Regions from separate parts of the Homo sapiens genome. Here regions 2 and 3 are each linked to region 1. The links are chromatin loops, found by intact Hi-C in ENCODE. Cell type or tissue: heart left ventricle. All regions are shown on one strand.

What was found. A loop is a pair of places that touch in the nucleus more often than their neighbours do. Peaks named below come from ENCODE experiments on the same cell type or tissue, not always from the same donor. Only the 100,000 strongest peaks of a DNase experiment are listed, where the experiment ranks them.
Region 2: it touches region 1 in a loop (3-fold over the local background); 32 of 110 quality-filtered maps call a loop at or near these places.
Region 3: a loop joins it to region 1, with 2.1 times the contacts of the local background. A loop is called at or near these places in 8 of 110 quality-filtered maps.

Annotation. Positions count from the first base shown.
Region 1 is chr13:48,729,086-48,737,085 of GRCh38, forward strand. No RefSeq gene overlaps it. Among named protein-coding and RNA genes, the nearest start is that of CYSLTR2, 79 kb to the left of the region's middle. In heart left ventricle, a CTCF peak has its summit at 3,091 (motif pointing left); a DNase peak (open chromatin) is centred at 3,076; H3K27ac peaks cover 639 bases.
Region 2 is chr13:48,592,658-48,600,657 of GRCh38, forward strand. LOC105370202 (a long non-coding RNA gene) reads left to right here. Exons shown (of 3, transcript XR_941958.4): 3 at 6,645-6,903. Among named protein-coding and RNA genes, the nearest start is that of LINC01077, 6.1 kb to the left of the region's middle. In heart left ventricle, a CTCF peak has its summit at 3,171 (motif pointing right); no DNase peak of the experiment used is centred here; H3K27ac peaks cover 173 bases.
Region 3 is chr13:48,618,062-48,626,061 of GRCh38, forward strand. No RefSeq gene overlaps it. Among named protein-coding and RNA genes, the nearest start is that of LINC01077, 31 kb to the left of the region's middle. In heart left ventricle, no CTCF peak of the experiment used is centred here; no DNase peak of the experiment used is centred here; H3K27ac peaks cover 3,181 bases.

The DNA.
Region 1 (8,000 bases):
CTCGAAACCAGCAAGCATGCTCCCATCCCAGGGACTTGGCAAAGGCTATTACCTTTGCCCGGAATGCTTTCCTTTAAATATCCACTAGGACTACTTCCTTATTGCATTTAATATTTTAATTAAATGCCACCCTTCTAGAAAGTTCTTCTCTGACCATGCTATCTACAACAGTGCTCACCCTCCACCTCCATCAGACACCTCAATATCCCAGACAGTACTTTATTTTTCTTTACAGTATTTATCACTATCTGACATTACTGCATACAGATGCTCCTCAATTTATGATGGGGTTACATCCCAATAAACCTATTGTAAGTTGAAAATATTGTAAGTCAAAAATACATTGAATACAGTTAACCCCCTGAACCTCACAGCTCAGCCTGGCCTATCTTAAATGTGATCAGAAACTTACCATACAGTTGGGCACAATCACAATCATCTAACACAAAGCCTATTCTACAGTAACATGTTGAATATCTCATATATATTTGTTCAACACTTTACTGAAAGTGAAAAGCAGAATGGCTGTATGGGTACTTGAAGTATAGTTTCTACTGAACGCTAATTGCTTTCACACCATTGTAAAGTGAAAAAGTCGTAAGCCGAGCTATCTTAACTTGGGGACCATTTATATATTTATTTGTTTATAGTTTGTCTTTCCCAATATATTGCAGGCTTCATTAGGGCAGGTTTATTAGTTTCATTTATTGCTGCATCCCATGCAAATAGTCCCTGAAGCAAAGAAAGCACTCAATAAATATTTTGAATGAACTGAAGGAATGACTATGAATTAATGGGGCACTTGGCCTCAGTTTCCTCTTCTATAACTTGGCTCTCCCTTGCTCAGGTCCATCCCTCAGGGGCCCCTGGCCTGCTCTTGGCCTCACTGGGCCCTGGTATCTCAGGCAGAGCCCCGAGGTGCCACCACCCTGCTGTTTGCACACCCTTGCCAGTTCTCTGCGTTCAGCAGATAGTGAGGGGCGAGGCTGTGTGGGTATATGAGCAATGCCAGAGAGGTCAGCTTCTCTAAAGAGATGTGGCTTCCTCATGTAATAGCATGGAGAGTATAGATGAGGAAAAACAGAGTGGCTCATGGCCAGCTCACTTCTTAAAGGCTGGGAACACAATGGGGAATGGCAGGCAACGTGGCCTTGAAGGGGAACAGGGTAGGAAGGGGTTGCCAAAGACAAAATACTAAGTGAAACTCTGTCCAGGCCATATCTGCCCAAGATGAAACTGTTTCTGGGAAAAAGGCAGATGCCTACAGACAAAGCAGCAGAGCCCAAACTAGCCCAAATATCAATGCAGAAAGGACAAGATGGAAAGCCCCATGAAGTAAGTCTTGCTCACTGCTCTCGCCCAGCACCCAGGGCAGGTGCTCAGGCTATGGGGAGGCACATTGTAGGGGGATGTGGGGTTGAGACCAGCAAAGGAGGCACACTGGAAAGCAAGTGAACTGGGAAGTGACAAGTAAAGAGGGTGCTTAAGGCTACTTAAAAGAGACATCAGGGATGAGGTGGAAAGTCAGGCAACAATGGGGTCACACCTTGGTTGCATCTATCACTGGCTAGGGGAACCTGGGCAAGTAACTTAACTCTTTTGTGCCTTATTTTTCTCACCTGAAAAATGGGTGTAATGGTACTTACTTTATAGATTATATCTTAATTATATACCAATTGAGCATCATGGCCCTGACACATGACAAACCATATGGAGGAGAAAGACGGAAGAAAGAAGGACCTAAGTGGAGAGGTGGGTTTAGACCGGGATTAAGCACTGAATCAGTGGAGAGGAGGATGCAGGGTGAGTGGACAGAGGAAACTAGTGGAGAAAAAAAAGGATTAAAAAGAGGTCTGAGAGAGTTCAAAGAATCAAGGAGAGGAGCTTTGTAAAGAATCAAGGATGGGCAGTATAGGAAGAGGAGGAAGAAGAATCTAGCAACTGACATAATGCAGACCCTTAACAGAGATGCAGGGCTACAACCCATCTTGTGCTGCTGCTGAGGCCCAGGGAGGAGCCACCTGGGTGCCCAGAGCTGTGCTGGGCAGACACAGGGCAATTCAGCCCTGTGGGAGACACACAGGTCTCCACAGGAGGCAGCAGTTTTTTAGCACGGGAATTCATCAGGCTTGGGCACCTGCTGGGGAGGAGATGGAAACACAGTCAATACATCTCATCATCAAAAACAGGAAGGAAACGAAACATTTTGGAAGTCATTGAAAGGCAGGTTTTATGTTAATTTGAAATAAAATGTTTGCTTAACCGACTGCTCTCTGAAGACTTCTTGATTTGGTATTTGGAGACAGACATCACCCTGACGTACATTAGGAGGCCTGTGATCTTAGGCTTGTTCCAGCTGTGATTCACTTCACGTCTGATTCACTTCATCATTTATGCAATTTGTCATCAGGTTATCTGAAAGCTGAGTAAAACCTCTCATATCCTCATGAGTTCCTCTCATATCCTTATGAGTTCTATCTATTGTTAGATAGAACTACATGAACAGAAGCTCTTTGAGTCCTCAATCATTTTTAAGAGTGCAAAGAGGTCTTAAGACCAAAATGATCGCAATCTGCTTTGAGTCCTCAATCATTTTTAAGAGTGCAAAGAGGTCTTAAGACCAAAATGATCGCAATCTGCTGACCTACTTTGGGCAAGATGACATACTCTCACCTTTTCTGTTCATTCTCTTTAGCCTTCAGAGCAGACCTGTAAGAGCCTAGATTTCCAGCGTATGGAAAGCAAAAAGGAGGCTCAGAGTAAAGCCGCACCTCTAATAAGGGATAAAGCTGGGATTGGACATCACTTTCTCTGCTCTACCCATTTTGCTGCACTGTCTCTTAGCATCCATTGTGGCAAAAAGAAGTTTTATGGAAGAGAAAGCAAGCCGCAAACATTAGAGATTTTGCAAGAGGCAAGCTTCACTCTCCAATACTTGCTGAAAAATATTCTCTGTGCTCCTCGGTCTCCAAAGAAGGAGACTAATTTAGTTCAAAAAGAGAGATCTCTGTCCGCGGCTCAGCCCTGGGTGTCGGGGTTCCAGGCGTCGCTGGGTCTGGGCGCGCCACGTCTGCACAGCGCCCTCTGTTGGCCCCTCTCTGCTCCAGCCGGCACTTGGTCTAGCCTGGCCACCTTAGATGCTCCCTTTAGATGCTTTCTGGTGAGCGTCTCTAGGGACCACAGCATCTTACTAGGGCTTGGGCATTCCTCTGGGGGCAACTGGGCTTTTATACAAATATACAAGGTTGCCCTCAACAGCTAACCCTCCCTGCGGGCCACTCCTAGTTTGCAGCTCCATCTTTTCTGCGTTATTTTTCACATCCAGAACTCAGAACACACACAGAGAACCGCCCTCTCCACTCTTGTCATTGAGAAGGAAGCCTGGTGTGAACTTCAGACTTACACAAACCTAGATTTGAATCCAGGCCCTCTGCCCTGCAAATGACTTAACCTTTCTGAGCCCCACTCTTCTCAGTTTTAGAATGGAAATGCTAGTATTTACCTTGTAGGGTTATTGGGCGCCTAAAGCACTTGGCACAGGAATGAACGGTGTTGGTTTCCAGTTTCCCATGTCTGCTGTGGGCTACGGGAGGAACAGTCGTTCCACTTCAAATGGAGTCACTGTCACTGAGGGCCACTTAAGCTGCACGAATTCTCACCACAAGCCTGGTTTCCTTCTGGTCGTCAGCCATTCAGCTCCCACTACAGGGCAGGCGCTTGTGAGACTCTCAGGACATAATGTTAAAGGATGTTATGGTGTTTTCTCTCAAGGGGCTTACAGTTTAACATGGTGATACCCAAACTTTGCTAGAACATTTCTCAGATCATTCTTCCCTTAAGAGACTTTTTAAACAATATTATTTTTGGAGCAGTTTTAGGTTCACAGCAAAATTGAATGGAAAGTACAGAGATTTCCCATTTACTCCCTCCCTCCACACAGTCATTCTCAACATCCCCAAGCAGACGGGGATATTGACCCCAAGACACCTCCTTATCATCCAGAGTCCATAGTTTACATTCAGGCTCAGTCTTGGTGTTGTTCATTCTATGGGTTTGGACAAATGTATGACATGTGTCCACCATTAAAAGACTATTGAACATGCTAAATTGTATGTCTTTCCTTGGAGGTGCACCCACTAGTCTGGCCCAGATAAATGCCCATGGGTACAGGTGGTGGGTAATCTCACTTCAGCCTGATGGCACCATCTGGGCGGTGATTCATCCCAGGGACTCCCTGGCAGAAAACCTGCTTTTGGTGGGCCTTATGGTGGCTCCCGCTTCTTAGCCACATGTATTTCTAGTACAGGAAGTGGGTTACATGGAGCTCTTTCATAGAAGAGACTCTGCCATAAGCAAAATAATCCAGCCTCCAAAAAGGACGTCCATGTTCTAATCTCCAGAACCTTACATGGCAAGAGAAACTTCGCAGATGTGATGAAGTTAAGGAGTTTGAGATGCAGAGATTATCTTGGATTATCCAGGTGGGGGGGCGGGCAATGTCATCACCAGGGTCCTTACAAGTGACACTAGGATAGAGGCGAGTCTGAGAAGGGTCTATGATGACAGAAGCAAGGGTCAGAGTCAAAGACAAATCTGAAGCTGTCAGGCTGCTGGCTTTGAAAATGGAGAAGGGGACCATGAGCCAGGAATGCAGGTGGCCTCTAGGAGCTGGGAAAGGCAGAGAAATTGGATTCCCCTTGAGAGCCTCCCAAAGGAACACAGTCCGGCCAGCATGTTGATTTTAGCCCAGTGAGATACAGGTTGGACTTCTGCCCTCCAGAAATGTAAGAGAATGAATTTGCTTTATTTTAAGCTACTGATTGGTGGTGTTTTGTTATAGCAGCAATAAGAAGCTAATACAGGCTCAGAGAGGCATGTACCTCTGGAGCTCACAGCATTCCTGGTTGGCTGGAATGTGAGAGCAAACCCAGAAGAGAGAAGCTGGGGCCTTCAGGGCAGCAGCAGCAGACGTTGGCTGAGCTCTGTGAGGGTTGTTGGGAGCCTTAGCATGGTCACTTGGGCTGTGAGGTGACTCATGGCTACTGCCAGTTTGATTAGCTGTGATGACCACAAGTGAGGAACCACACTGTCAGCAACTTTGGGCCACACAAAGACTCCCAGATGAGGAACGGTGCAATGAATGCTGCAGCGATGTGGCGATAAAGCCAGAGGAATGGCTTTGGCTGTTCTGAGACCCTGGAGTTCTCAGAGGTGACAGAGAGGGTCAGGGTGAAGATTCAGGAGAAGACAGGCCATTACCAAAGGCGTGCAATGGAGGCCACACAGGGTACTGATAGGAATGGTGGCTGACATTTGCTGAGCTCTGTGTGCTGCGAGCTGTGCTAGCAGTGCCCGCCCTGTCCCATAGAATCTTCACAATGATTCTAAGAGGTAGACACTATTATTATTCCCATCTTACTGGTGAAGACACTGAGACTTTCCATGGTTAATTTTGACCAAGAGCAAAAACTAGCAAATAAAAGATCTTGACTTCTGTCTGCTCAATGCCTCCTCCTCCCCCATTTTTTTTAATCAACTGTTGTAGAAAGAACATGAAGTTTGACGAGAGCAAGACTTGTGTTCAGATCCAGTCCTACTACTCTGTACCCTCAGCCTGGTAACTTAACCCCTGTAAGCCTTTGTTTCTCATGTGTCCTATTGGGAAAATAATATTTCTCTTTAGAAGAAGTAGAGTGGTAGTTAAAAGTGAGGGTTTGGGAGGATAACTACTCATATTTGAATCCTGGCTCAGCCTCTTATAAGCTATATGACATGAAGCTACATATTTAATCTCTCTATACTTCAGTTTATTCATCTGTATGATGAGGATCATGTTTTATTGTCTGAATGGGGTTGCTATAAGGGTCAAATGGCATAGTATCTAAAGCTCTTTGCACAGTACCTGGTTCACAGGGAGCTCCCAATGGGTACTACTTAGAGTAGGGCTGAGCAGACAGGGTTGGGGTAGAAATGGCCTGGAGTAATCCTGGGACATGGGAGGCATTCAGTCTGTGCTTGCTGCTGTTTTTATCTGTGGTAGGCAGGAAGCATCCCCAGCAAGAGGCCATACTGAAGTCCTGGCCGTTGGGGTGGGAAAATCTCTGTGTGTTTTAGGGGAAAGAGGGTGCAGTTAGATGGCTGGGAAGGGCTGGGACTGCAGGGTCTCTGAGGGTCACAAAGAGAATCTGAAGCCATTGCTCCTAAAGGGCTGAGGCTGGGATGAGGTGCCAGAAGCCAACAGTATGGGGAGCTGTGTGGGAACCCCAGGCTTCACCTTCTCATCCATTTTTAGATCCAGTAATTTTGGGCAGAGGTGCTGAGACAAACTGAAGATCTTGCCCCCTGTCCCTCACAAGAGTGCATCAGAGCCAGAAGCCAGCTTTTCATTATCATTAGCACTGTTTGCTTCATAAACTTGGAATTTTGCATTTTAGCAGTCCTCAAAATGAAGCACCTGTGGCATTGAAATTATTGTTTTCCTTATGGAAGGGGCTATTTATCACATTATCCTATTTGAAGTGATTATTCTCATTCATCAAATTGAATTTAATTAATTTTCATAATTCAAGAGCTTCATAGCTGCAAACTATATACACTTGGCCAATAGTTCTGTGAAACAATCTGTGTTTTTCCCTCTTGCATTTATTTGCATCATAAAAGGCTACGTTTACTTCTCTAGAGTAAAACTGCTCTGTGTGCCAGGTCGTATTGGCAAATTCGCTGGAGAGAAGAGAACCCACTAGTAAAGCACAGCTCAAGAATTAGTGGCAAACAGATGCACACTCAGAACATTGTTTTAGCTGATGGGAGAGAATGGAAGGAAGAAGGCATCTGTGAAGGAGAACCCACTAGTAAAGCACAGCTCAAGAATTAGTGGCAAACAGATGCACACTCAGAACATTGTTTTAGCTGATGGGAGAGAATGGAAGGGAGAAGGCATCTGTGAAGGAGACAGCGCCTTTCCCTTAAGATCCTGAAAAGCGTTCTGGGCTGCCAGACCCCAGAGCAGAAACAGTTGCACACAGCATCTGCCCTCAAACAACTTTAAAGGTGCCTTTCACTCTGCAGAGCCTATGTCTGGCCTTATTTGTGTGGGGAACCTTGCACATAGCTTTCCATATTTCTTTGCCCATTGCCCTAGAGGAAGCCCATGTCTGAGGATGCTTTTGTGCCAACCCTGACCATTTCAGATCTCCTGAATGCTGCCTTCAGGGTTAACTTCCTTAGACCCCCATCAGGGTGTTTGGGGGTCTGACATTTTATTTTTATGCATTGACATGGACAGCAGCATGTATGCCCAGATTGGCCCAAGGTTGTTCTAGAAAGTGCTTCAAAATAAAAGGACAAGCCTATTGTTGGGTTTATGTGATACATAATTAGAGTGATATCTATCATACAACGTATGATCATAAGTGTCTATAAAATTTATGTGTCTATTTACATATATACACACCCATAGAGACATAGCATTAAGGTGCAATTTCTTTACAGCTCCAGCAAGATTGTACTGTCAACACTTTATAACCTGTAATCAGTACTCTGGCCAATAAGGTTATAATTGGAGACTAATACCTTTGTATTCACCCTATATTTTTCAACATCCACCATAACTGGATATTGATATATAACTTCACAGGTTACAAAGCACTTTCACATGCATTATTTCACTTGATCCTCGCAATAGCCTGGTTTTAAAGTGAAAAGTCTAAGGCTAAGAGTGTAATGTGTCCAAGATTGGGGAGTTCCCAACTGGGTAGAGCTGGCATCAGCCAGGTCTTCCCAATCGACATTTGCTATTTCTTGCAAATCAAAACCACAATGAGATACCATCTCACGGCAGTCGGAATGGTGATTATTAAAAAATTTTTAAAAAAACAGATGCTAGCAAGGTTGCAGAGTAAAAAGAATGCTTTTACAGTTTTGGTGGGAGTGTAAATTAGTTCAACCATTGTGGAAGGCAGTGTGGTGATTCCTCAAAGATCTAGAGGCAGAAATACCAT
Region 2 (8,000 bases), 140 kb before region 1:
GAGCTTAGAATTTTATTTTTGGTTTACAGGGGCCATAGCATTTAAACTTCATTACTGTGTAAAGTTAAAGGACCAAGTGAAAAATAAGCTGCACTTTTTTCCACCTATTATCTCATTTAATCGTCCTGGGGTGACCACAGTGGGCAAGTATTACAATTTCCTCAGTTTTTTGCATAAAGAATCTGAGGCTCAGAAAGCTGAATAAGGAACTTAGGTCCTTTAATTCTAGCTTCTCTGCCCTTATCATTTCCCCCTTGGGGTTTTCCTGTGGCTGTAATTTAATTTCTTTTATGCAGTAGCTGAAAATAATTTATTTTTTATAATGCTTTTTTTGGTGGTAAAAGCAATCCATGCTCTTTGTTTAACAGAAATAGTACAGTTGACCCTTGAACAACACAGAGGTTAGGGGCACTAACCGCCACCCCCCCCTCACCATGCAGTTGAAAATCCATGTATCATTTTTGACTCCCCCAAAACTTAACTACTAATAGGCTACTGCTGACCAGAGTCCTTACTAATAACATAAACAGTTGATTAATGCATATATAGGGTGTTATATGCATTATAAACTGTAAGCTAGAGAAGAGAAAATGGTGTTAAGAAAATCATGAGGAAGAGAAAGTATATTCACTCTTCATTAAGTGAAGCTGGATCTTCATCTTTTTCTTCACGTTGAACAGGCTGAGGAAGAGGAGGGGGAGAAGGAGGGATTGGTCTTGCTGTCTCAAGGGTGGCAAAAGTGGAAGAGGTGGAGGAGGTGGAAGGAGAGGCAGGAGAGGCAGCACACTCAGTGTAACTTTTATTGAAAAAACCTGCATAAAAGTGCAATTCAAACCATGTTATTCAAGGGCCAGCCGTACAAACCTCCAGAAGAATATAAAGTGAAGAATGCCTGCACCTCCTTCTCCATCCTATTCCCCTAAGGTAATTACTCCAGGGACAGTTTGGGTCCCACCCCAATATTCATTGCATATGTTAATGTCCTGGTGAATTCTATCTTTTATCGAATTTCTGCATCAGGTCTGCCTGTTCTTCCCTCGATGGTTTCCTCACAGCCTCCCACAGTGTGTCGTAAGGAACCCAAAGGGTGTGATTGCTAGTGTCATGCTTGCTTGGTGTGTGTCCACTGCCTGGGGCCTGGCACTCTGCCTCAACCCACCTGAGGGCAGGCGTGCAACCCAGCCCTTCATGGATTGTTTTACTTTTCTTATTTACTTCAGGAAACATCTCTGTTCCTCTTGAGCATATTTTCTCTCTTTAATTATGGAGTGTTTTTGCCTGGGGAGTGGGTACAGAGGTGAGATAGGAAAAGTGGAAAGGAAGATCATCTTGTCGGGATAAGTGAATGAAGTCCTCCTGCAGAAAGATTTTCCGCAGGTGGTAGGTCGCGAGCTTCAGGGGGCCTGTTGTGAGATTTTGCCGCAGCCTGAATCATTATTTCAAACAAGGTGCAGCAGGGTTTAGCTTTCTGCTTTCCCTGAAGGATTTGTCAGGGTAGCTTAGTGTTTTGATTAATTAACTTAAAGCTGGGATTCTATATAAATGCAAATTGTCACCTTCCCCCACCCATTCAGTCCCTTTCAGGCACAGAAATGAGTAAGAGCTGGGGAAAATGAGGTGGAGTTGAAATTGCCAGCTGTCTGTGGCCTCATTTGAATTTTCAGGGGAAAGGGGACCCTGACTGTGCAAATGCAATACTCACAGTACAGCATTTGCAAAATGGACCAGCTGGAGCAGAGGCTTAGCCTTTGCCACCCAGGTCAGCAGCACAACACTAACAGGACAGGAACACAGGGATGCCACTAAGGAATATTTCAGATTTGAACATGCGATGGACTAAATGTGTCCCCCCAAAATTCATATGTTTAAATCCTAACCCCCAAGGTGATGGTATTTGGAGGTAGGGCCTTTGGGAGGTGATTAGGTGATGAGGGTGGAGTCCTCACAGATGGGATTAGCACCCTTATAAAAGAGACTCCAGAGAGCTCCCTCCCCGCTTCCTCCATGTGAGGGCACAGTGAGAAAACAGTCGTCTACGAACCGGGAAATGGTCTCTCAGCAGACACTGAATCAGCTGGCACCCTGATCTTAGACTTCCCAGCTCCAGAACCGTGGGAAATAAACTTCTGTTGTTTATAAACAAGCCAGTTTATGATATTTTTGTAATGAACTAAACAGAATGCACAGCCTGAAAGAACTAAAACAGAAGGGGGAAAATGTCACAAAAAGTCTGATCTTTGTAGAGGCAAAGGAAAGCACATTTATGGAATTGTTAAAGTGTCAGGCCTCTGAGCCCAAGCTAAGCCATCACATCCCCTGTGACCTGCACGTATATGCCCGGATGGCCTGAAGTAACTGAAGAATCACAAAAGAAGTGAAAATGGCCTGTTCCTGACTTAACTGATGACATTCCACCGCAAAAGAAATGAAAATGGCCGGTCCTTGCCTTAACTGATGACATTACCTTGTGAAATTCCTTCTCCTGGCTCATCCTGGCTCAAAAAGCTCCCTCACTGAGCACCTTGTGACCCCCACTCCTGCCCGCCAGAGAACAACCCTTCTTTGACTGTAATTTTCCTTTACCTACCCAAATCTTATAAAACGGCCCCACCCTTATCTCCCCTTCGCTGACTCTCTTTTCAGACTCAGACCGCCTGCACCCAGGTGAAATAAACAGCCTTGTTTCTCACACAAAGCCTGTTTGGTGGTCTCTTCACACGGATGCGAGTGAAAAAAAGCACATTAGATTTTGACTTCAAATTTATTAGTCACTGATGTTTAATTTCCATGCAAGGCAGAGTGTGGGTGTGGAAGGGAGGACTCGGAGGGTGACAGGGAGCAGGTGTACCACCCACCCCACACCCTACGGCCTCACCTCCTTGACAGGCAGGGAAGAGCCAGACTGAGTGGTTACACATTCCTGGGCTGCCATGAATGGCGTGGGTGAACTGAGACATGAAACCTAACCTCTGGGGCCACTGGATATCTGTGGACGTGAGAGTCACCTCACAGGAAAGCTGTGGACATTTGACAAGATGTTTTTGCAAGTTGCACCTGACAACTCCCTAACAAATACCAGCTGATGTAAGGATGACTTTGCCCCAGTAGGGTTTTATTATTTCTTTGCTTTTGATACTTTTCTACCAGGACCTGCAGAGGGTGGCAGAGTGCTTTGCTGATCTGTCCCTTCTTCCTGCCTCAGGTTCTCAGGGCCAATTTCCCCATTAGGTGGAGCAGGCACTGTGCCTAGAGCCCATGAGACTTTTAGGGACCCATGAAAGTGTTTTAATTACTTTCAAAATCAGAAGAAAAAATAGAATATTAATGAATACCTAATAATGAATCTAGACTATGTCAATTTTTAAACCAATACAGTTGTTTCAAATACAATTTTTAATTTTTTTTTTTTTAATGAAGAGGGAGCCACGGAGGCAAAAGTGCTGTCAGCCCAAGAATGTGATAATGCCACCCTGTAGGTTCTGGAACTCACCTCAGAGAGTGAGTTGGCAGCATGGGTTGCTGCTTGCTGTTGTTTGCTCAGGTAATGGAACAGGTGGAGCCTGAAAGGAGATTTGTGTAGTGAGTATGGTAAGCCATGCTGACTTCAGTGTGGGAGTGAAGAGGACCACGTCAGAGCATTTTTCAGAGAGCTGAAGGTTGCATCTTAAATCTAAAGTGGTTGCTTGTCGACACTAGCTATTTTTGATGAAAATTTCCTTATCATGCATTGCATACCCTAGCCTTCTTTGTTCATTTTTAACTTTTATCAAGAAAAGGTATGGATATATGTGTATACAAACATATACACATATATGTAAGCACAAATACACACGTATGTGTGTGTATACACTTGTGTGTGTGTTAGAAGCATTCGAACCAGAGTAACTCCATCTTGAATAGGAGTGGGTAAAATAAGGCTGAGATCTATTGGGCTGAATTCCCAGGAGGTTAGGCATTCTAAGTCACAGGATGAGGTAGGAGGTCGGCACAAGATACAGGTCATAAAGACCTAGCTGATAAAACAGGTTGCAGTAAAGAAGCCGGCCAAAACCCACCAAAACCAAGATGGTGATGAGAGTGACCCCTGGTCGTCCTCACTGCTAACCTCCCACCAGTGCCATGACAGTTACTAATGCCATGGCAACATCAGGCAGTTACCCTATATAGTCTAAAAAGAGGAGGCATGAATAATCCACCCCTTGTTTAACATGTCATCAGGAAATAACCATAAAAATGGGCAACCAGTAGCTGTCAGGGCTGCTCTGCCTACGGAGTAGCCTTTCCTTATTTCTTTATTTTCTTAATACACTTGCTTTCACTTTACTCTGTGGACTTGCCCCAAATTCTTTCTTGCTCAGGATCCAAGAACCCTCTATTGGGGTCTGGATCTGGATGCCTTTCCGTTAACATGTATATATATATTTGCCATATATATGTCAAATAGTAGTAAAAGACTTAAGACAAATGATGGGATTCAGGACATGTCCTGAATTCTCCTATGACTTTAGGAGACCAGAAACATGCCACCCCCAAATATGCCTCTTTAGCATGAGGATTATTTTGAGCTGATTATTTTGAGAAACTGCAGCAGAGGAGAATCTCTGAAAACAACAGTAGAAGTTACCCTTTTGTAAGGAAAGTTTATGTCTATAAAGGAGATCTCCATACATAAGGGTGTCTTCCTGTCTGCAACAGGAAGAGAAGAATGACTCTAAATCACTAGAAACTCTTATCAATGAAAAAGGCATGGATTTAAATCTGCATCGCAAACCTCACCCTGGTTTCAGGTGCTTTCCTGGCTGTCTCCTCGTAACTGGCCTTCTCCATACCCTTCCCTCTCTGTTTTAGCAAAGGATGGTTTTTAAGCTTGAAGTCAAAGCTACCTATTTGAGATCTGCTCTCAAGAATTATTCATTCCCTGGCTATCTCCCTTGTATACATGAGATATACATATTAATAAACTTGTTTTTTTTCTCTTATTAATTTCGGTACAGGGGTCTGTCCTAACAAAAAACTCAGAAAAGGTAGAGAAAAAATTATTTTCTCCTCCCCTACACACAAATAATGGTGGTTTCTTGCTTCACATTTCTGTCTTTCTGTCTCCTTATTCCTGTTCCTTGAAGGCAACCTCTTTTAACCTTCTAAACCCTTTCTATTTTTTTCTGGTATTTAACTCCATATTTCTAAGGAATATACACATATTGCTATTTCCCAACTTGTCAGTTCCAGACAGTAGCTATTGTTGTTCTATTATGGCAGATGAAGATTTAGCTGTCTTAACATTCTCCACCTTATTTCTCCTCCCTCCCCCAGCTACTAATATAGTTATATCACAATTTTTAAATTAAATTTGTATTTGTAACCACCCCATGAGTTCTTCTTGCCCACTACCCAGTTAGAGCCAATTTATTATGACAGGGGAATTGCAATAGGAAAAGTGTGTAGAGTGTTAATAAACTCTAAGGCATTATGCACATGTTAATTGGAATTTGCAGTGAATGGGTAGACCTGAGAGCTAGTGGCTCAGGAGGGCCCCACATTTTGGAGATGGAGTGCAAGGATAAAGGATACAGACAGCAAACAGGGAAATACTAGGTAGAAGAGGGTGGCTCCCTGGCAAAAGCCCCACCCTCAATCTTGGAAACCTTCAGTCCTACGTGGGAACAGGTATTCCTGTTTTCACACCCAAAAGTTGCCTTTTGGCCCACCACACCCACCTATCCTGTACCCTTATAAACCCTAACCCCAGGCTCCACAAGCAGACAAACAGAAGAGCAGAGAAGGAGAGAAGAGAAGGAGCTTCTTAATGTCAAGAGGAGCTAGGCTGGGGACAGTAGGAGAGGAGATTGGCCACTGCATGGCCAAACTCCAGGTGACGATCATCTTCCCATTCCATCCCCCTTCCAGCTCCCCATCCATCCCACTGAGAGCCACCTCCACCACTCAGTAAAACTCCCACGTTTGCCATCCTTTAAGTCCAGGCGTGACCTTATTTTTCCTGGACACTGGACAAGAGCTCGGAATACAGAAAACTGTCACACTGGCCCTCTGCCCTTGCAAAAAGGCAGAGGGTCCACTGAGCTGTTTAACACTTAAGCCATCCATGGACAGCAAGGGTGAAAGAGCGCACTGTAACACATGCCCACTTGGGCTTCGGGAGTCACAGGCACCCACCCCTAGATGCAACCATGGGGCCGGAGGCCAAAAGTGCTTGCCCCAGCTCCTACACCTGCCTGTCTGCATGTTCCTGCTCCCATAAGGGGTTTGAGAGCAAGATGGCCAAATGGATGAGCCACACCCATCACACGTCCTGCAAGGGGGGTCAGGGAACTCCCCCGTTTCATTTGTACTTCCAATTGCCTGCTCTTTCCACAACTCCCTCTGAATGTTTGTGTTGGGAATCAGAACATGAGAACCTCAAGTATAGCACTTTGGTATGCTGAATACTTTGCACTGAGGGAGATTGGAAGGGCCTCAGAAGCAAGATGTTCTTTCTGAGCTTCTCCCACTCTCCTTTCTCTTTCTTTCATTTCTTTCCCACAGCAGGTCATAGAAACTAGAACCCCTCTTTCCCAAAGCAAACCATAAACCTAAAAATGTCAGTCTCTGACCTTTCTTCTCCCCTTAAAACTCTCATTTGACAGGTGATCCTGCCTTATCCTGGAGAAAGAAATGTTATGCAAGAGGCCAAGAAGAAGCTAAACAAACAAGCCATGATGGATTCCCATCTCAGCTTATTACCATTGGGACATGTCCTTTTTGTCCAATCACATTTCTACATGGCAGTACAGTCTTCATCAAACCTAAGCATTAAAAAAAAAGTTTTCTCTGGGTCTTTGGGTCTTTTGTTTCGGAAGGCTCCTGTATTACATAAAACTTTGTTAAATAAATTTGTTATACTTTTTTCTTGTGAATCTGTCTTTCATCATAGGGGTGTTAGCTGGGGACCTTGCAATGAGTGAGGACAGGCATTACCGTTTCACCCCTACACTTGCTACAGACTATGGTTAGGCTACCAGGACACTCAGTTGCCCTTTGTGGAGGAAGCAAGGATGAATCAACATGTGTAGAATAGGACTCCCTCCAAGAAGTACAGATGTGCAGCTGGCAAGTCTTCAGCTCACCCCTTTCAAGCAGGGTGACCAGGATGCCAAGGTGTAGTCATGGGGAGGAGTGATCAGAAGGTAAGTACAACTGAGAAAATTACAACTGGCTAGCACTTTGTCTCAAGAAAGAATGTGCCAACCAGCAGATCTCCAGAGTGAAAGGGAGGTCAAAGAGCAAAATGTCAGTGTTTTCAATACCACCCAATGAAGAAGATGCCAGTCAGGAGTCGGGGGCATGGCCTTAACATCTGCTTGGCAGCTGCATTCTCTTAACAGAGTTGGTTGTATCACTTCATATAAGCTTTTCAATAGCAACAGGGCAATAAAACAAAATTTATTTGTCCTAACTTTGTGCTGATTAAAGAACTCTTCAAGTATTCATTCTTTCAACAAACACCCATTGAGAACCTAGTATGTGGCAGGCACTCTTTTAGGAGCCTGGGATATAGCAGTGAACAAGACAGGCAACGCCTGCCCTCATGGAGCCTATCTTCTACGAAAAAATAACTCTCTGTGTGATTATTCACTGTGCTAGGGGTTGGAGTGACATAATAAGGGCCCTATATGGACTCACAGTTAAAGGAGGTGGCTTCCCAAATTATATTATTTTTCCTTAGGGAGAGAATGGTTGAATTAGCCAGTTCAAATACTCAGTCCCTTTGGCATATTGTGAATTAATTAATAGCATGCTGGTATTTTGTGAATTTAGTTAGCTTGAGGCAGTTTCCAACACTCAACTATGAATGCACTGTAAAGATTGGGTTTCTAGACCCAAACAACTAGACTAGACCCTGGAAAGTGCTGACATCATGAAATTAATTTTCCTGAGACACACTACACCTGCATATCCTTCCAGAACTTCTCTATTGCATCCTTCTCTCTTTCTAACCTCAA
Region 3 (8,000 bases), 110 kb before region 1:
CACTAAGAGAAGGAGAATGAAGGGGGAAGGAGACTGACAAGTCAAGCATAAGCAAATGCAGCATGATTTATTGGGAGCTGGAACACCCTAAGAAAAAAATAGACAAACAAACTAATGCTGTATTAGTAGCCTTATAGAGGGAATTAAAGCCTGAACTGCAGTTTTGTCTCTTCCCTTCTTCCCCTCCATCAGACGAGGAAGATGACTCAACCCCTTATTCTAATGCCTTGGCTTATTAGGGGTGGATTTTGCCCTGGCCCCAAGATTAGGAGTGGGGCCAAGGTTGACCCCATGTTCCAGCAGTAGGACAGAATGTACTTTAATCCATGGAAATCCAGAAAGACACGCTGTCAGCGGACCACCACTGATGGTTATGAGGGCCTTAGTATCCCAATAAAAAGAACTTTATACATCTAGGTATTGGAAAAGCTCCCCCTGCCCCATATATGGCGTTTATTTCCTCTATTCCAGAAAACATTTTGAGCATGGATATTCTGTTAGGAAGGACTTTGCAAACTTCAGTGGGATAATTCAAATGAAGGTATGTGTAGTAAAAGCATTCTCAGGAGAGAGGCAAAACGGGAACCCATACTATTCCCTGCCCCTAGTCAAGCTGTCAACATTAAACAATACAAACTGCTTGGGAATCATGCTGAAATAAGTGCAACTGTTGAGGAACTGGCAAAGGTGCATATTATCTGTCCAGCTCAAAGCCTATTTCACAGCCCCATCTGACCGGTACATGAACCAGAGGATACCTGGCAAATGGCAGTAGACCTGGGAATTGAATAATGTTACAGTTCTTTGTTTTTTTGCTTTTTTTTTTTTTTTGGCTGGAGTGCAATGGTGTGATCTTGACTCACTGCAACCTCCGCATCTTGGGCACAAATGATCATCCTGCTTCAGCCTCCCAAGCAGCTGGGACTACAGGCATGTGCCAGCATGTCTGGTTAATTTTTGTATTTTTTGTATAGACTGGATTTCACCATGTTGCCCAGGGTGGTCTTGAACTCCTGGACTCAAGTAATCTGCTCACCTCTGAGAGAGGAGAAAGGAAGAAACAGGTCAGGCAGGCAGTTATGGTGGGTCCTCGGTTGAATTCTTTCAAGTAAAAGAACAGCCTGCAGGCACAGGTAAGGGAACTCGCACAGGGGGGCTTGCCTAAGACATGCCCACAGCCACACAGATAAGAAAGGTTACACAGGTGACTTGCCCAGACAGGCCCACAATGGAAAATTCTGTCCCCCGACACATGTGCAGTATGGGGAACAAAGCAATATAGAGTAACTCAAGCTAAGGGCCCACATGTGCATCAGGAGGATGGGGTGGAGCTACCAGAAATTTGCACCATATGCAAATAAGATGCCCAGCCCTCATTGGTTTCTTATAAAAGCCTTTGTATTCAACTGTAAAAATGGCAACCCTCTTCTGGGCCCTCTCTCTGTGGCAGAAAGCTTTCTTCTTTGGCTTATTAAGCTTTCGCTCCGACCTCACCCTTTGTGTCCACGCTCCTTAATTCTCTTGGTGGTGAGACAAAGAACTCCGGGTAATACCTCACAAAGAGAGACTGCTACATTGTGGTGCATTTGTGAAACCTTAACACCCGGCCTTCCAAAGTGCTGGGATTACAGGTGTGAACTGCTGTTCCTGGCCTGCAGTTCTTTTTTTTTTTTTTTTTTTTTTTTTTTGAGACGGAGTCTTGCTCTGTCACCCAGGCTAGAGTGCAGTGACATGATCTCGGCTCACTGCAAACTCCACCTCCTGGGTTCAAGTGATTCTCCTGTCTCAGCCTCCTGAGTAGCTGGGATTTCAGGCATGCGCCACCATGCCTGGCTAATTTTTGTATTTTTAGTAGAGACAGGGTTTCATCATGTTGGCTATGCTGGTCTCGAACTCCTGACCTCAGGTGATTTGCCCACCTCAGCCTTAAAAAGTGCTGGGATTACAGGTATGAGCCACCACACCCAGCCCCGGCCTGTGGTTCTTAATATTAGTTAAACAGTTGATGACATAGTATCTGTGCTGGGGACACATCACACTGTCTCAGATTTGGCTAACGCCTTTTTCAGCACTCCTCCATTGAACAATCACAAGACCAATTTGCTTTTCCCTGGCAAGGCTGCTAGTGGACTTTTCACCTGTTGCCCCAGGGATGTCTTCAAAGTCCTACCATTTGTCAAGGAATGGTGGCTAGAGACTTGTCTTTTTTCTCACTCCTATCCTTTCTTTCTTCGTTTCATTATATTGATGACATTTTGTTAGCCTCTGAAGATTTTAATGTGTTACAGGTGTAAAAGAAAATGAAACCTTGGGACCCCAAACTCAGTATGCCAAGGAGAAAGTTAAGCCTGGAAAATAAGTCGTGCAACACTGCCTTCCTTTTTTCCCTTAACCAGAGAGGTGTAACTTCACAACACTCTGTCACAGCATTATACCTAAGCCAAGTTCCAACAATGGAAAAAGGTCATGTACCTGCCCAGATAGCCTGCCTCACAAATTGCTTACAAGAAAATTCCTTGTTAGCCCTGAAATCATTCAAGATACATGTCCCCCTACAAAATCAGCCATGCCAATTGTAACCGTGGGTCTGCAACCAAAGTTTTAACTCCTAAAACTGATTTCTGTTAAATCTCACACTGACAATATTGATGACAAACTTATCTAGCTTGTCTTCGCAGGCACAGACCAAGGGCAAGACAATAAATCACTCCTCTGCCTATGTTGAGATGGATGCATAATTAACTTCTTTTTCCTCTACTCCCTCTTTTCTTTCATTCTTTCCTTTTTTAATTTTATTTATTTATTTTTTTAATGGTTCACTCCAACACCCAGGCTGGAGTGCAGTGGCATGATCACAGCTCACTGCAGCCTCAACTTCCTGGGCTCAGGTGATTTTTCCCACCTCAGCCTCCTGAGTAACTGAGACCACAGGCACATATCACCACGCCTGGCTAATTTTCGTGTTTTCAGTAGAGATGGAGTTTTGTTATGTTGCCCAGGCTGGTCTCGAACACTTGGGCTCAAGCAATCTGCCCACTTTGCCATCTTAAAGTGCTGGGATTACAGGCATGAGCCACTGCACCTGGGCTACTCCTTCTTTTCAAATGTTTACCTTATCTTATCTAAAATGTAGATTTACTGAGTGTTAATTAGAGCTTCACAAGAATGTAAACATTTGCCTCACTGCCTACCCTCCCTTTCTTTTTCCCTCCTTCTTGCTCTTTCACCCTTAAACACTGAGTTCCCAAGCCCTCTTTGAAAAGCACAGGACACAGACGTTCCTGTGGCTTGTGTTTTTCCCAGTGCATCCTCAAACGTTGGCTCAATAAACATCTACTGATAGAGACATCTGCCTAACTTTTTTGGTTAACACAGGAAAGCCTTATAGCATTGTGTGTTCATCTATGGGAACAAGGATGGGTAATCAATCCTCAGAATATCCAGGGCCCAGGATCTGCAGTGAAGTTCTCAGGAGAAGACTGGTTTCATACCGGGTACAGTAATTGACAAAGTCTATATTAGTTTGTTCTCATGCTGCTAATAAAGACATACCCGAGACCTGGTAGTTTATAAAGGAAGGAGGTTTAATTGACTCACAGTTCAGCATGGCTGGGAGGCCTCAGGAAACTTATAATCATGGCAGAAGGGGAAGCAAACATGTCCTTCTTCACATGGCAGCAGGAAGGAGAAGTGCCAAATGAAGCAGGAAGTCCCTTATAAAACCATCAGATCTCGTGAGAACTCACTCACTATCATGAGAACAGCATGGTAGAAACTGCCCCCATGATTCAATTATCTCCACCTGGTCCCTCCCATGACACATGGGGATTATGGAAACTACAATTCAAGATGAGATTTGGGTGGGGATACAGGCAAACCATATCAAAATCCAACAACTTCAAACTCAGAAAATAGTAAAAGAAGTCCAAACATGTGTGGGTCTTTTGGGCTGTTGGAAAGAACTTATTCCACACTTAGCCCAATGTTTAAGACAACTTATTCGAAATGGGACTATAGAATTATTAGAAATGGGACACATTGGGATTGGGACACGCCTCAGCAGGAAGTTTGTGAACAGGCTAAAGTGCTAGTACAGCATGCACAAGCCTTAGGCACCCCTTTAGAGGGTTCAGCTAGGACTTTGGATGTTACTGCTCCTCCTGAGGGTATGAATTGGACCTAGGATTTTGGTCACAATTGTGGAAAGGGGCTGAAACCAGATACACTCCCATTGAACAAGTGCCAGCAGTATTTAATGCTTTACTGAAGGTGGAACCATTAACAAAGACCCTTCTTGCGTATGTGAGAACAGGCCTACCAATCAAGGGATGGATAGAAGGATTGTTTAAAAGACCCATCTCTGCTGGAACCCAGACACCTACCTTGAATAAATGACATGCCTATTTGCAGTGATGAAGGGTTCTGGTAACAAGTTCATTGAGCCCAGAATTGCATGCTATGTTAGGCCCTGTTACATATGAGCAACTACTACTCAGTTGCTTCTCCAGTGCCTGACAGCATAAGAGAAGGAGTGTTACTCATCCGGATGATGCTTGGTATACAGACAGCTCCAGCAGGGGATATCCCTGTATTTGAACTGCTGTGGCAATACAACCACAAACTGACACTATCTGGCTTGATACGGGTACAATCAGAGTAATCAATGGGCTGAATTGCAGACTGCTTGGTTAGTAACGACACGTGAGCCTTGGCCCCTTACCACCTGTACTGATCATCGGGCTGTCTTTTAAGGTTTAACTATGTGGCTAGCCTAAAGGGAATGAGAAAAATGGATAATTATGCACAGACTCATATGGGGCATGAACATGTGGCAAGACACATGGGAGAAGCTGCAACACCCTATGGCCTATTTAATTGTATTTAAAGTGGCCCCAAACACAAAAGTCTCAGTTCTGGGAAATATAGAAGCAACACCCTAACATCGTGTTGGCCCAGGCCACTGAACAAGCAACCTAGGTATATAACAAGTGGTCACAGAAGTACAAGAGTAGCCTGGGAGATAGCCAAGGGGGCAGACTACCCTTAAAATATAGTGACTTCCCAACAGTTGTAACAAACGGTTTACCATGTTTGCGATTGTGTCTACATATGTGTCCTGCTTGATAGACCCCATCAAGCAGGACACATTTATAAGGCTGTCCACCCTGTCAAAGACTGGCAAGTGGATAGACAGGATCTCTCCATGTAAGTCAAGGTAAAAAGTATGTATTGACCTGTGTAGATGCTGCTACTGGACTGCCGCAAAGTTTTCCTTGTAAGCAAGCAAATCAAACCAGTACTATTAAAGGATTAGGGGCTCTTGGTACTATGTATGGATATCCATGGCACATTGACAGTGACTCAGGGATCCATTTTGCTGGACGTGACCCTCAGGATTGGGCCAGGGAGCATGATATAGCAGGGCATTTCCACCTCCCACATAAACCCCAAGCAGTAGGGTCAATTGAGAGAAAACAATGGCCTATTAAAAGCACGACTTCAAACTTTACTGGGGAATCCTGTCTTGCACAGGTAGATGAATGTGTTATCTGCAGCCTTTATCTCTTTAAATTCAGCCAGAGGGAGGACATGTGCCCCATAGACAGGTTGGTACAACTGCCCCCAAAACCTACCACTGTGCATATATGGATGACTGAGATAACAGCTTTGCTCCCAGACCTCATTGATAATCAGCCTGCTTTGCACATGAAGATGCCAATGGATATAGTACCGGGGAGGGGATACTCTACTGGGGCTTAGAATAGCAAATATCCCCAGGCTGATTAGACTATTTCCTGCCAGAGAGTAGGGAGTATCTTGGACAGTTAGAGTGGTCACCACTGAACTCACTGAACACCAGATCTATGGTCATGTGCTGTAAGTGTTCAGGAGAAATGCTCACACCCTATGGCATGGTGGTGGGTTCCTTGGTATGGTGAACTCCCAACTAAATTACTCCAACTACAGTTGCTAACATTTCGTCCTCTGAGCAACATGTATGGTATACTGCTCCTTTGAAAAACACAAGAGCTGCATCTTTGTTAATGACCCTCAATAAAGCAACTAGTGTAATCCTAACAGATGGAGACCTTCCCTGCCAGTACCCGCTGTTTCTTTCTTTTCATCTTTAGTTGTTATGTTCTGTCACCATTATTACCAGCTGTCACCTATGAAGCAAACCTTTTCCTACAATGGGCCAAGACTATGCTGGTGGCTCACAGAAAAACACCCGTTGGGTATGCAGCCTCATGCCACTCTCCGGTGTTTCTGGCCTACAGTGATGGGTAGTTCCCTTCCAAGGATGACAGATAGAATATCAGGAATATATTATTGCTTTTCACATTTACATGATGGTATTGAATACAATGTGACTAGAGATAAAATAACCTCATGCCCCATTAATATTATTCTTTCTGAGAAGGGACATGGGAGGAGTTTTTCTGTCAATGAAAATAACTCAGTCTCAGCCTGAAACACTTCAGTTAAAGAACGAAGTGATCTGATACTGCAATGAAAATAACCCAAATATAGAATGAATTTATTTGGTTAACTATCTTTTGGCCAGCCTAGTCAACTTGTCCCCCTATGTTGGAAACAAAAGAATAATTCTAAAGCTATCTGTCCAAATAGAACAAGGGATATAAGATGGACACCAAGAGACAGATGTTTATATATTATAATATTAAAAGTATGGATTCGCATGCTACAGAATGGGTAATATATCCAGGCATCTCTTGGTTGGCCCACATGGAACTTCCTGGATGCATGGCACAAATTAATATGTTCTTTCGGTTACACACGGGTGCAAGGTCAGATAGTTCACACTCTTTCAAAGCCTGGGAATTTCCTTCATTTGGAATCCCATTGGGCCCAATCTGTTTTCTATCGGTACAACAACTTAGCTTCTATTTTCCTTCCTCAACGGGACATCAAAGATGTTATTTAGCATGTGGAAGCTGTAACAAATTATACAAAGAAAGCTTTTAATAATAGCCACAAGAGAATCTCTCTCTGAAACACAGAAGTCACTCTCATGAGAAAGTCTGTCCTCCAAAAGCACATGGCTTTAGACGTGCTCACTGTTACACAAGGGGGGCTTGTGCAATCATAAAAACTGAATGCTATGTTTATATTCCTGATGAATCAGATAACATCACTAAATTAATGACTGATATGAAAACCCAAATAACCACTCTTTCAGACCAAACCCCTCTTTTGAATGACTGGTTTTGGGCAGGTTTGGATGAAGCTAGTTCTTGGTTTAGGTATTAAATGCATATGTTGTTTACTGCCCTGCTTTGCCTTTACTGTTGTCATGGCAGCTCCAATGGAGCCAATGCACTATTGCTAAAGCTATACAATATCAAGCATCCTCCATCTAGGTGCAGGGACTATCCCAGAAGAGGAGGGCACATGAGATTGTAAGGACCAGTTTTATAGGGTGGAGTATAAGAGAATATCCTGTTGTATGGCAAGAGTGATACCACCTTGAAGTGAAACTATCATAATGACCAATGTTTGACTCCTGTAGACCAAGGCATTCTGCAGCAAGGTCAAGAAACAAGGACTGCAGCATAGATAACCCCTCATAAAGATGCTTACCTAGCTTTTCCACTAGTCATGAGTTTTGCCGAGGGTCGGAGACATGACCAGTGACACGTTTCACCAAAACAAATTGCTATGTAAAAAATACTTTCTGGAGGGTGGGTACAGGGATCTACCATCTCTCAGCTTCCCAAGACATGGCTTCTTTTCATAAGTCCCTATTAAATGTTTCTTTCTGAGAAATTGGATTTGTGAGTCTTTTTCTTTGGCTTCTCAGCAAACTCAGCCTTTGGGGATAGGTTTGCACAGAGCTGCTCATTGTGGAACAGTGAACTGGAGCAAGTGTCAGTCACCCAGGCTCTCCTTGGAGAGATAGGTGCCTCCTTATGGAACAGGAATTAAAAGAAATTAAGGAGTGTGTAAGCAAAAACTCAGTTGTATGTAAGAAAACCCAA